2 separate regions of the Mus musculus genome follow, and region 1 is linked to region 2. Evidence: chromatin contacts called from ENCODE Hi-C data. All regions are on one chromosome and are shown on one strand. Each heading gives the region's core, a stretch centred on a gene start or an enhancer-like site at or near the end of the contact. The rest is flanking DNA. Distances are from core to core; before and after follow the strand shown.

Region 1 (6,050 bases), core at 2,340-4,839, 1.0 Mb before region 2:
GGAGGATGAACCTTTTGTTGTCTGGTCTGTGACCTGCTCAGCATAAAAGGATGCTTATCGAAACTGTATTCTAAGCTTGGGTTTCTTGTGCTAAACGAGGCCTGCACACTAGGACCAGAACCCCAGGATGTCAGCGCCTTTGGAGAAAACCTCAGCAGGAGTGCAGCAGACAGTGCCTCTTGTGTGGCAGGAATTCCAGAAGCTGCACACCTACTTCCCTATTTCCCACAGGACACTCTAGACTGCCCCCATCTCCAGTCTAGAGTGGCCTTAACAAGAAAGGGTTGCCAACAGGATTTAAATAGGAGGGGCAAATTGGTAGTGGAGGAACTATCTGGGCTAGGGAGGGGCTGATGGGACCCAGGTCTTTGGCCTATTGTGTACCATTTTCCTCTCAGGTTGAAACAACCCATCTTTCAGGGAATCAAGTTAAACAGGAAGGCAAACAACTCAAAATAGCTTCAGGAAGTCCCTGAAACTGACCAGATTCACTAAGCCCCTTCCTCTCAGAGTAAGCAATAAAGCTGCAAAGAGTTTCAGACAAGTTAACTACAAAGGAGAAGAAGACTCAGACCAAGAAACAGGCTGAGATACCTGGAAGGGATTTAGACCAGCTAAATCACTTGGACACTCACCAACCTGCTGAGCTCGCTGAAGCTGTGTCTTGTGCTCAGGTTCCCAGAGATGTCACCTGTGTCTAGGTTGTGCTTTGGAGATTCATCGGTTCACCACGTTGGACTTGGGGCGTATCCATGCTTTGGTCTGTTGTGGATTCCCTACCTGGGGAGAATTGATGTGTATGTAGAATCCCTTCAGGACAAGTCTTGTCACACAAAGAGCCATCTGTGAGTCACCATCGCAAACATCCTAGCTTGGGGGTCAAGGAGGTCTCAGAGAAGGGTGGGGAGGAAGGTATTTTATGGCCACTTGGCAAAAGTTAGACAAGGTCAAGATCTAGCACCCAGGCCAGGACACCACAGCACCCTATTTTCTCACTATGGCTCTGGGTCTCGAGCATCCATAGTGTCAGGGAACAAGGTTAGATCTTGGCATCTTATGGAATAAATGACAAGCATCTGAGAAGGGCAGTTTATGTACCCTAAACTTAGCTGGAATTGCAAGCTGTCCTGAGCCTCCCAACTTAGGTCCTGGGAACAAACTCCGGGCCTCTGGAAGAACAACAAGTACTCCTGTCCCATGAGCCATCTCTCTAGCCTGTTTCCTAAGCTTAGTTTATAAATTGTTTGATTAATTCATTACCCGGGACCTATCGCTAAATGTGTGGTTGGAACCCTTGCTCACCCTGGCCCATCTGCTCTCTTTCCTTAACCCCACCTGATCGGAGAAAATTCTGGCGTAATTCATCACCCCTCAGCTCTACATTTCGGGCAACCCACCCAAGAGTGCCCCACCCAGGGGCTCAGCTTTTGACCATATATGGGCATGATCCCAGCTCCTAGCTGACGCATCGCATCGTCATCCCTCACCTAAGGCCTATAAAGCCCCTTGTGTGAGCCTTGCTTCGTGACTTCCCTGGTCCACTTCCTTGGGATAGGGTGAACCTGCCTAGGAGTAGCCTTTATCTATTTTAATCTGGTCTAACCTGGTCTAATCTGGCCTACATCGCACTGGTAGAAAACCCGTTTTCAAGGATGACCATGAATCCCCAATCTTCTTTCTCACCTTTACCTCCCAAGTGCAGGGACTTCCGTTTTTTTAGCATCATCCCAGACTTAGTCCCTCACTAGACTGAGCTCTTGGTAAATACAATTTCTTCTCATCTCCACACTCAGAAAGTTGGAGGAGCAGCAGCAGGAAATAGAGGACAACCTGGGCTACATGAGACCAAAAGTAAATAAAAAGTTATTTCCAATGGCCACTGTCACAATATTTTTGTTATTAATCCTTTTGTTTGTTTGTTCCCTTTTCATGCAGCCCAAGTTGGCTTCAAACTTGTTTAGCCAAGGTTGGCCTCAAACTCCTGATCCATCATGCCATGCTGTCTGTCTGTCTGTCTGTCTCTCATAAACCAATAATGTGTTTTTATTAGGTTAGGGTTTTGTTTGCTTTGGCTTTGGTTTTGTGGGTCCCTTCTTAAAGGCACTTACTTTGCCCTGGGTAACACAGATGCTAGGTCTACCTAGGCCCTGTGAGTGAGTCTCAGCCTACCCTATGCCCAACAGTGGCTCTCAACCACAAAGCTGACTCGGAATTACCTGGGACCCTTGTGAAAGCAAACCACCGCAGTTTCCCACCGAGTTGTTTCTGGGTGCCTCAAACCCCAAACATGAACCTAACAAGTTCCCAGGCAGCGATGGGGCTTCTAGGGTGAGAACAGCTTTGAGAACCACTGGGCAGCCTTGCATCCAGCGCCCCACTGGTAAAGCAAGCACATCCACACCCTCCCCTCAGAGGCTTGTACTGCTATGCCAGTGAGATGTGTTGCTAAAGAACTTCAGCAGTTCACAGGTTAATGGCCCTGCTTGTTAACCTGGTAACCTGCCTGAGGCAGATCCATGGTCTGTAGTGCATTGTGATGTGTCAGACATCTGGAGATCTTTGGCAGACCACTTTCTCAAAGAAGAAGCCAGCCATGGAGGTCTCAGGCCCTCTGCCCTCTCCTGCCACCCCTTCACCAGCCTGCTGTACCACAGCTGGCTGGCCTGGGCCACTTCTTCAAGGACCAAAATCCAGAAAAGCTAGGACAAGTATTAAGTATGATTCGAGACGTTGGAATGGTTCACGAACGACTCTGCTGTTAGACTCTAGCCCACGACTTCCCCTCTCTAAAGCTTGGGCTGTGCATCTGTAAAATGGGTGCAAATAATAAAATGGGTACAAATAAAGTAGCCCAGGAGTGGTAGGGACTGAAGAGCAGAGTTTTAACAGCTGTTGGCTTTCATCCTGTCTTTGAGCAAAAGTTCAACCACTGGTAGCTGTTAGTATTTTCAGAAAGTGCTTGGCTCCAGCCGCCTCCACACGGAGACCTGGTCTTGGAACGCGAACGCTCCCACGCCATTCCCGGGTTGCACCAGGATACGCCCGTCCTAGAATGCCAGCGTCGGGGCCCCAGGCTTATAGCCCTGAGCCAGGTTGCTAAGGGGAACAGGCTCGGGGCGGAGCAGAGAATCCCCCGGGAAGGGCGGAGCCGGGGAGTTGCCTCCCAGTTGGAGGCCTAAGGGTGAGCCCCTGGGGAAAGTGATGGACTCAAAGGGGTGAACAGGAGGGCTTCAGAGGACCGCCAGCGGCATAGTTGGGAAGTGGGAAGGATGGGGGAGACCATAGGGGGTGAGACTCCGCAAGGCTGGAAGAGACTGGAGCGGCAGACTTGGGGTCCCAGGTCGGCCTTATCCCCTGGAGGCCCAAAGCAGGCGGAGCAAGGCGCGTACGTGGCCTCGCCTCTAATCTGGAGCTGGAACCAGGCTGCAGGGCTGGGCAGAGCTGGAGGGTTGGCAAAGGGTAGCCAGCTCAGTGTTGTGCTAAGGGGTGTGGCCGTTTGATTGAACCGGGAGGCTGTGGTGGGCGGAGCCTGGTGCTACCTCCCGCAGGGCCCAGAGGGGAACTGTATAGGGGGCGTGTCAAGGGCGTGGTCTTGGGGGGCGTGGCGTGGCCTGACAAGGCCGTTGAGCTTCTGGACTGACTTCGGGAGGGGGTGGCGGGGGAAAACGGAGGGACAGAGCCAAGCTGCGCAGTCAGACTCGGGTTGGGGCGCCAGCTGAAGACGCGGGACTTAAAGCGCGTAGCCAGAACCCAGGCACCAGGTAAGAGAAGCCTGGGGGAGGGGACAGGATAATCGGAAGCAAACTTAGCTTTGTCCGGATTTCCTAGCAGGACCCATTCCGCCAAGCCCGTGGGGCCCGCTTGGCAACAGGTAACAGGCTGGAGCACTTAGTAGCTGAGAAGGGTCGTTCACCTCCGAGTCCCGAACTCCCTAGTTCTGGCTGCCCCACACACCAGCCCTGTGGCCCCGGGCCTGTCCCTGCCCCTAGTCCAGATCTCCTCCGGTTCCAGAAGGAGGAAGTTGATTGAGATGAGCTTCCGAGCGGAATGTGAGGGCTAACAGGTGACAGTCACAGTGGTGTGTGAGTACACTCGCTTTCAGATTGCGTAGCTAGACCTCAGCGACTTCCGCAAAATGTCACTGAGAGAAACGATTTAAGTTGCCCTGGGTTATTGGAAGGAACTCCAAATCCAAAGCAAGGCAGTTTCCGTTCTTTTCCTCCTTCCACGTTCTGAGCGCACCACTGAACTGGGTGGACTTAAGAGTGGAAACCTAGCCAAACTTTTCCAGGTGAGCTGGTTTGGAAGAGGAGCCTGGAGGGATAGCAGCAGAAGAAACTCTCTCTTGGGGTGCATAGGGAGAAGAAGGGGAAACCCTTCCAAACCTGCTCAGAATCTAGCCAAACCCAAGAGAGCTCCTTGCTGTGCCAGGGATTAGGTATTTGTGCAGAAGGGGCTCCACTTCTGATGGTGGGGTGTGTCCTGGGTCCTGGCTGTGCCAAGGATTTAGGCTTTGGGATTCAGCCTAATTGGATTCCACTCCCCTCCAAACCTTAGTTTCCTCATCTGTAACTTGGGGAGCAATGGCCAAACAGTAGTAGCAAGAATTAAGTGAAACTATGTGTACCATGCCTGACAGGCCATTGGGTGCCCAGAAGCCTCACTTCAAAGCTCCTGAGATGTCAGTGAGCAGGTGGTGTGCTGTCTTCCTTCTGGGAAATGAACCCATCTTTGGGGTTTGGCTTGGTTTGGAAGGCTTGTGGGTAACTGCAGCTGTCCCATCCCTGACCTCATCAGAGTCAGAAACTGACACCAGCCATCAACGTCATCTTGTTCTTTTGTGGGTCAGGAAATGTGTTACCTAGACAAAGGAGGGCCTGAGTCCCTAACATAGCTTGGAGATGATGGGTATTGAATTTAAACGACCCCCACCCCCTTGTAAAAAAAACTGCTTAATGAGTCCATGGGCCTAGCATTATCCTCATCCTGAGGTGCTATGAGGCTCCCCAACCCATCTCCCTCCTGGGGAAGTTTCTCTCACAGCTTGGGCTAGCTCAGGGGAAGTCCCAGTAGTCTATGAGGCTTTAGTGGCTGGTATGGGCTGTTTCACTGCAAGTTTACGGTAGGAAGGGCACATGGTCTGCATGAGCAGGGCTGGGCACAGAAGATATGGAAGGTGCCCCATGGGAAATCCTTGCATTTTGGTGGGAGATGAGCCCCTGCTGTAGAGTCAGCTGGAAAGTACTCTGGAAAGCCTGGCTGAAGGCCGCCGGACCACGTGGAAAAGACTGTGTGTGGTGGGGGGCACAGAATATGTGAGGAATCTCTGGGGAATCAGAGTGGGTAGCAGGGATGGGCTTTAGAGTTGAGCAGGACTTTCTGCCTGGACTCCCCAGCCCTGATTAATCTTTGGCCTGCTCCATGGCTGTCAGCCTTTCGGTGGCATTAGATGAGACTTTGCTGCAGTGAGGAGGGTGCACCCTCAGGAGAAGAAGACATTCAGCACCAACTGTGCCTGGTGTGTACAGCACCCTCCCACCACCACTCCCATTCTGTGACGTGAAATGCCAAGCAATGGCACAACGATGGCCCATACCCTTCGGTCACTCAGCGTCTGGAAAGGGGCTTGAGTCAGGGATGTGACAGAAGATATTTGAAGGAAGGATGAGAGGAACCTTTGGGGCCTTAAGGACCAGAAAGGTGGGCCAGAAGGTCTTTCGAACAGAGGGAGATGCTCAAAAGCAGGGTCAGCTTCTTAATGGAGATCTTGAGAAATGGCTGGGTTACTGGTCTAGCTCGGTGGTTCCTACAGTTGGCTGCAACTTTTTAATACAATTCCTCATGTCATGGTGACCCTCGACCATTAAATGATTTTTATTGCTACTTCATAGCTACACTTCTACTACTGTTAAGTGTAGTGTAAGTGTCTGTGTTTTCCAATGCCCATGGGCATCCTCTGTGAAAGGTCTTTTAACCCCAAAGGGGTCAAGCCTACAGGTTGAGAGCCACTGGTCTAGCTAAGGCTGGGCTCTCCAAGTATTAAAGTAGAC
Region 2 (6,191 bases), core at 2,440-4,939:
TAGCTGCAAGAGAGTCTAGGAGTAAATAGTTCAGATGAGCACAATGGCTTTAAAATATGGGTAATATTAGTAAATATATAGAAGACAAATAACGTAATATGGAAAGAAAACTGTAGCCTGTAAGCTAAAGCTGGCTTACTGCTTGTTTTTATAAATAAAGTTTTATTTAAATGCAGTTATGCCCATTTGTTTACAATACTAAAATAGCAATGTTAAGTCTAGTATCCAGAGTTTAAAATGTTTGCTCTTTGATCCTTTACAGAAAAACTTGCAAATCCTCCTGGAGTAGATAAGTTGTAGTATCTGACAAAGTACCAGCAAAAAGTAAACTTCTTCCCAGCCCCAGAAACCTCTTTTAAAGAACTCCCATATCTTATGCCCAACTTTAAAGCTTCTTTATGCAAGATGATGCAGACTGAGCCCAGACTTGCAGCAGTTTGAGTTGGGAGCTGAATCAAGCAGTGGGGACCACACTGAGCAGGAGCTGTGAAGACAGTTCATCCCGAGGACACATGTGGACGAATGCATGACATCAGTCGGCCCATTGGTATGTGTCCTTCCCCCAAAGCTGGGATTAATGACAGACACTGTGCCCAGTTTTTTAATGCACAAGCTGGGAGTTCACACTAGCACCCTCATGCTTGCAGAGAAAGCACCCTTACCCACTGAGCCACCTTTCTAACCCCATTGCTTTGGTTTTGAGACAGGTTCTCACTATGTAGACCAGGCTGGCTTAAAACTAACTATCCTCCTACCTAAAACTCCCCACACTGGCATGATAGCCATGGCCCCCCCTGCCTCTATCTTCACACTGGAATTTCCAGGTTGAGCTCACTGACTTGGCACTCACCACGAATGAAACAACCACAGTGTCAACTGGGCCGAATGCTGCACAGTCAAACGGCAATCTCGAGGAATAATCTCAAAACAGACCAGTTTCTCTTAAAGACCAACGCCAGCTTGCACACACACACACACACACACACACACACACACACACACACACCTGGTCTGTTTAACCAACGTCTTCCTATTGTTCAATCCCCTGTTGTGGTTCTGATGCTTGGATGTGAGCTCCTGAGAGAGGACAGTGAGAGGACACTGATGAGCAGGGACAGAGGCCCCTTAGTCTCCTGGTTTGGTCTCCCCCTGGCTGACACCCAGGAATTTCAACACAATTGTCTAAGCCAACTGTAAGAACTCCTTTCTGGAAAATGCTCCAAATGAGATTGGTAAGATGGCTGATAAATTATGTCTGGAGTCTAACTTCCGTGCAACCTGAGCGTAGGAAGTCCTTTGAGCAATGTTGTCTGTGAGGGCTCCCTCTTCCAGCGGCAGGCCCCCCAGAGTAACTTAAAAGCCTCTCCGGAAGGACAGAATGCTGTGGATAAGACAGTTGATGCATTTATAAAAAGATAGAGAGATATAAGACTATGTTCTATGGGGTGTGGTTAAGTATGGGGAACAGAGGTGCCTTGCCAGGCCCGTGTCAAGGCATCCCTTCCCCCTGAGGGACCAGCCACACAATAGTACAGTATAGAATAGAGTTTATTCAGGACATGGGGAAGGGAGTTAAGAGGGTAGTAGAGGCAGAGAGAGGGAGAGAGTAGAGAAGTACAGGCCGGCCATTATGGCGTGGAGAGAGGGAGAAGGAAATAGGGAATGAGAGGGAGCAAGAGAGCAAGAGGCAAGAGAGGGAGGAGGGGGCAAGCAGCCCCTTTTATAGTGTGCCAGGCCTACCTGGCTATTGCCAGGTAACTGTGGGGTGGAGCTTAGACGGAATACTAACAACAGTGATCTCAAAAACACTCTAATACCTTTGCTTAGCTACCTCACATGCAGCCCCTGGTCAGGCACACAGGAGGTGCTCTCCCCCCATGTTCTCTGAAAGAGACAATCACTGTCTCCCCTAGAAGTGGAGCTGTCCATTAAAACCAGCAAATCTATAGCTAAATGTGTTTCAATTTTATATTTTGACAAATCAGTACTGATTCCCCACCCCTCTTCCCTTGCTGTCCTGGGAATTGAACCCAGGACCTTGTGCATCCCAGGCAAGCACTCTAACACTGAGCTATATAACACTGAGCTTGATCTCCAACCCTTTATTCATGTCTAGGTATGTGTGCCCAAGCCCCCCTTTTTGAAACAAGTCTCACTAAATTGCCCAGGCTGGCCTTGAATTTTATCCTGTAACTCAGACAGGCCTTGAACATTTTTTGTTTTGGTTTGGTTTTGGTGTTTCGAGACAGGGTTTCTCTGTGTAGCTCTGGCTGTCCTGGAACTCACTCTGTAGACCAGGCTGGCCTCAAACTCAGAAATCCGCCTGCCTGCCTCTGCCTCCCAAGTGCTGGGATTAAAGGCGTGTGCCACCACTGCGCGGCTGAGCTTTTGATCTTCCTATCTCAATTGGGATTACAAGCCCTTTACCATCAGGCCCTACTAATAAAATAGTAATTGAAATACTTTAAGCGAGACATCTTTATAACCAACCACATAAGCAATAAGTCTGGAACCCACTGTGTTAGCCATTTCCATAATAAAACCAGCTCAACCTAGGGCAAACTTGCCTGTCCAACAATGGTGCTAGGGAGAAACCAGAGAAAAGTCAGCCCTTCCAGATGCCCAGGTGTAAAAGACCTGGAGCTAATGGCCCACTCAAGCCTGGTTCCCGGGACTGAGAAGGGTACTCTCGTAGGGGAGTGGCGGCATCCGCAGTTCTCCCAACCACGCCCTTCTGGAAGCACCAGCTTGGACCCATAGGGCCAAAGATGCATCTTGTCAAGGGATGCGCCAAACGACAGTAACAGAATGGAGGAGTCCCAGGCTAGCTGGGGTGGAGGGTGGGAGATGGCGTTGACCTTAGATAAAGGAAAGAGGCTTTCTTGATGGGCTCCCGTGGGTAATCGCCCCACCTTGCCCAAAGCCCGACGTGGCAGGAAGTCGTACTGGGGGCGCGGCTTGGGCAGCGTTGCAAGTTCAGCCGAGGGTGGTGCTGCAGGTGCACCCGAGGGCACCGCCGAGGGTGAGCACCAGGTCCCTGCATCAGCCAGGACACCAGAGCCCAGTCGGGTGGACGGACGGTACGTTCTGGAAGGGAAAGGGCCCCGGGAAGGGGATACAGCATTGAGAAGCTCAGAGGCTTTGGTCTGGGCATCCAGAATGGACTTTATCTGGAGGAGGTGACATGGCTTCTCGCCTCTGGAAGTGCTGCTTGGATCTCCGGGACTTCATGTCCTGACTAGGTCTGGAAGCGGTGAAAATAGGGGTAGGAAAAAAGGAGAGGACTGCAACAAGGTCTTCCCGAGTGGCCTGAGCTCGAGGGACGAGGGAGGTGCAACGGTGGGGAGCCGGGCGCAAGGGCTGGGCGGAGGGAGGGGGGGGGTCTCCCTAAGCAGAAAGGTGGTATTCCATTTTCTGGGTAGATGGTGAAGATGCACCTGACCGAGTCTGGTCGATCTGAAGATATCAGGGGAAAAGATAGTGCGGGTGGAGGGGAGAATGACAGAACCTTCCAGAAAATGGGAGAGGCTATAGCACTTGCAAACCCTTCCCTGATCTCCGGGGACTCCCGGAAGAAGAGGGCAGGTCTGTGGGCATAGGTGCAGACTTGCCGGGGAGCTCTTGACGGCCGCGGGAAGTGGCAACGGCCTGCGAGCTGGCCCTTTAAGGCGGCTCGTAGGCGTGTCAGGAAATGCGCGCAGGGCCCGCCCTGCTCGGTAAGTGGCCCGGGACCCGCGTCGCTGAGCCGGAACTTGAATTCGGCTCGTGGCAACCGCAGGGCCTTGCTCCGGTCAGGCCCCTGTCCGTGTCCCTCGAGACGCCTTCCTGAGCCTCGGTGATCTCCCTGCAGCACGCCCTCCTTTCGGCTCTGCGGGTGCTTCCGGGGGTTCCCGCAGCCCATGCTTCCCACGCGGTCCGCGTCCAGTTATTTCCTCCTCCGCTCCGTCCTTCCTTCGCTCTCTCGCTTCCTTTCTCCCTGCGACTCACGTGTCCCCTGTCCTCAAACTGGCCATGGCTGTCAAAGCCCACATCCTTAGTTAGGCCCCTTCTCCCTTCCCTGGGTCTTGTTTCGTGACACCACCTCCCTCCCCCGCCCCGGGAGCGAGCAAGATGAGGAGCGGTGCACCTCGGCAAATCCGGAAGCAGAACTTCATCCAAGAAGGAGGGGACCGATAGGTCATCCCATGTGACAGTTGAAGGCTGCAGCCACAGACCCTAGCTGCTTGAAGCCCTGTAGTCCAGGGACTGCTTCTGGCCGTAAGGTGACCCAGCTCTTCTGCCACCATGAACAGGGCGCCTCTGAAGCGGTCCAGGATCCTGCGCATGGCGCTGACTGGAGTCTCTGCTGTCTCCGAGGAGTCAGAGAGCGGGAACAAGCCATTTCTGCTCCGGGCTCTGCAGATCGCGCTGGTGGTCTCTCTCTACTGGGTCACCTCCATTTCCATGGTATTCCTCAACAAGTACCTGCTGGACAGCCCCTCCCTGCAGCTGGATACCCCCATTTTTGTCACCTTCTACCAATGCCTGGTGACCTCACTGCTGTGCAAGGGCCTCAGCACTCTGGCCACCTGCTGCCCCGGCATGGTAGACTTCCCCACCCTAAACCTGGACCTCAAGGTGGCCCGAAGTGTGCTGCCGCTGTCAGTGGTCTTTATCGGCATGATAACCTTCAATAACCTCTGCCTCAAGTACGTAGGGGTGCCCTTCTACAACGTGGGACGCTCGCTCACCACCGTGTTCAACGTTCTTCTCTCCTACCTGCTGCTCAAACAGACCACTTCCTTCTATGCCCTGCTCACCTGCGGCGTCATCATTGGTGAGTGGGACTGGGGGCGTGGGGAGCAGGAATCGTAAAGATCAATACCACATTACTCATTATCTGTCCCAGGTCTTTTGCACCACCAGTCATAGGGAGAGACCTGTAGAGAACAAATAACTTCCTTACTGTGACTCAGTAAGTTAGGGATCCAGCCAAGGTGAACATAATAATGTTAGGCAGACACTACAGCAAAGCCAGCCAGACACTCAGATCTAGCTAAGCATTTGAGCCATGTTAATGTAACGGATCCCCATTACAAGGTATAATATAGCTGCGTTTTATGGAGAGAAACCCAAGGCACAGAGAAGCTAAGTAGCTGGGATCACACAGGTAATCACTGACGTAGCAGAAATTTGCACATAAGCAGTTACCTCCATAGGTTACACTCTTGACCAACACACCACTGTTCTCAAGAGGTCAAGGGTGAACTCAGGTCATCACAATTGGCACAAGTACCTCTACCCACTGAGCCATTTCAGTGGTCCAGTCAATATGTGTGTGCTTTAAGAGGCTTTAACTACCTTCTCAGATGTGACCATAAGTAATTAATTACCGATAGGAGCGTTGTGCTGATCATTACACTTGTAGCATCCTCTTTATTGTACCCATAAGCTCTCTGAGTGGCGGCATCTCTGTGAAACTGCAGCTCGGAGAGGCTGCGCTCCTTGCCACAGCCCCACAACTAAGAAGCAGATAGTCTGGGACGCAGTCCCCAGTTGGTCATACTCCCTGGCCTGTGTTTCAAGCCAGTCTGCTTTGCTCCTGACCCTTGGGAGTTAGCGCAATGAAAACCAACACTATCACTACAGTCTAAATGTGCTTTTAAATGAAAGCCCAGGAACTTTGAAGCATCCGGCCCCTTAACGGCAGCCACTATGTCCTGATTCCGCCAACATCTTTTCAGTGCCCGGCAGTCACATGGAGCAAGGGCCTCTTGGCTTGGACAGCATGTGTTAGGGAACATGTTTGCCACTTTGAATGAATTTAGTGGCTGCTGGGTTACAGAGACCAGGGCATCTTTCCCCTCAGAGTCCTGAATGAACGAAAAGCAACCTTCATTTGTACCTGCTCTGGATTTTAGTTCGTCTTGTTTGGCCTATTTAGATGTCCCTGGTGTCTCTGAGGCCCAGGCTGGGTGCTCTAGATGTAGGGACCAGGCCAACCTGTACTGTCTTCCCTAGAAACATTGCCCTGGTTGGGCAGCTCCTGGATCCAGGGTTAAGGGGTCTGGGCGGAGAGAGGTCAGATAGTGGCAGGATGCCTCCCACTGCCCCCACATACATACCCTAAGAGATCTGGTACTCCTCCTTCCAGCCTACAAGCTACCGTGGGGTCCCACTTCAGTCCACCAGCCCTGCCAACGTTAGAGGGG

Evidence for each region. Hi-C counts contacts between places; a loop is a spot of excess contacts on that map.
Region 1: a loop to region 2 is called in a map of T-helper 2 cell, with 4 times the contacts of the local background. The contact joins the promoter of Cd82 here to the promoter of Slc35c1 in region 2. A Hi-C loop is called at or near these places in 2 of 37 maps with a recorded cell type or tissue (T-helper 17 cell and T-helper 2 cell).

What each region holds. Positions count from the first base shown.
Region 1 is chr2:93,460,041-93,466,090 of GRCm38, reverse strand. Cd82 (CD82 antigen) reads left to right here and starts at 3,589. Exons shown (of 10, transcript NM_007656.5): 1 at 3,589-3,761. It overlaps Gm10804 (predicted gene 10804), which reads right to left. Exons shown (of 5, transcript NR_040532.1): 3 at 636-780.
Region 2 is chr2:92,457,292-92,463,482 of GRCm38, reverse strand. Slc35c1 (solute carrier family 35, member C1) reads left to right here and starts at 3,689. Exons shown (of 2, transcript NM_211358.2): 1 at 3,689-4,816. The coding sequence starts at 4,285.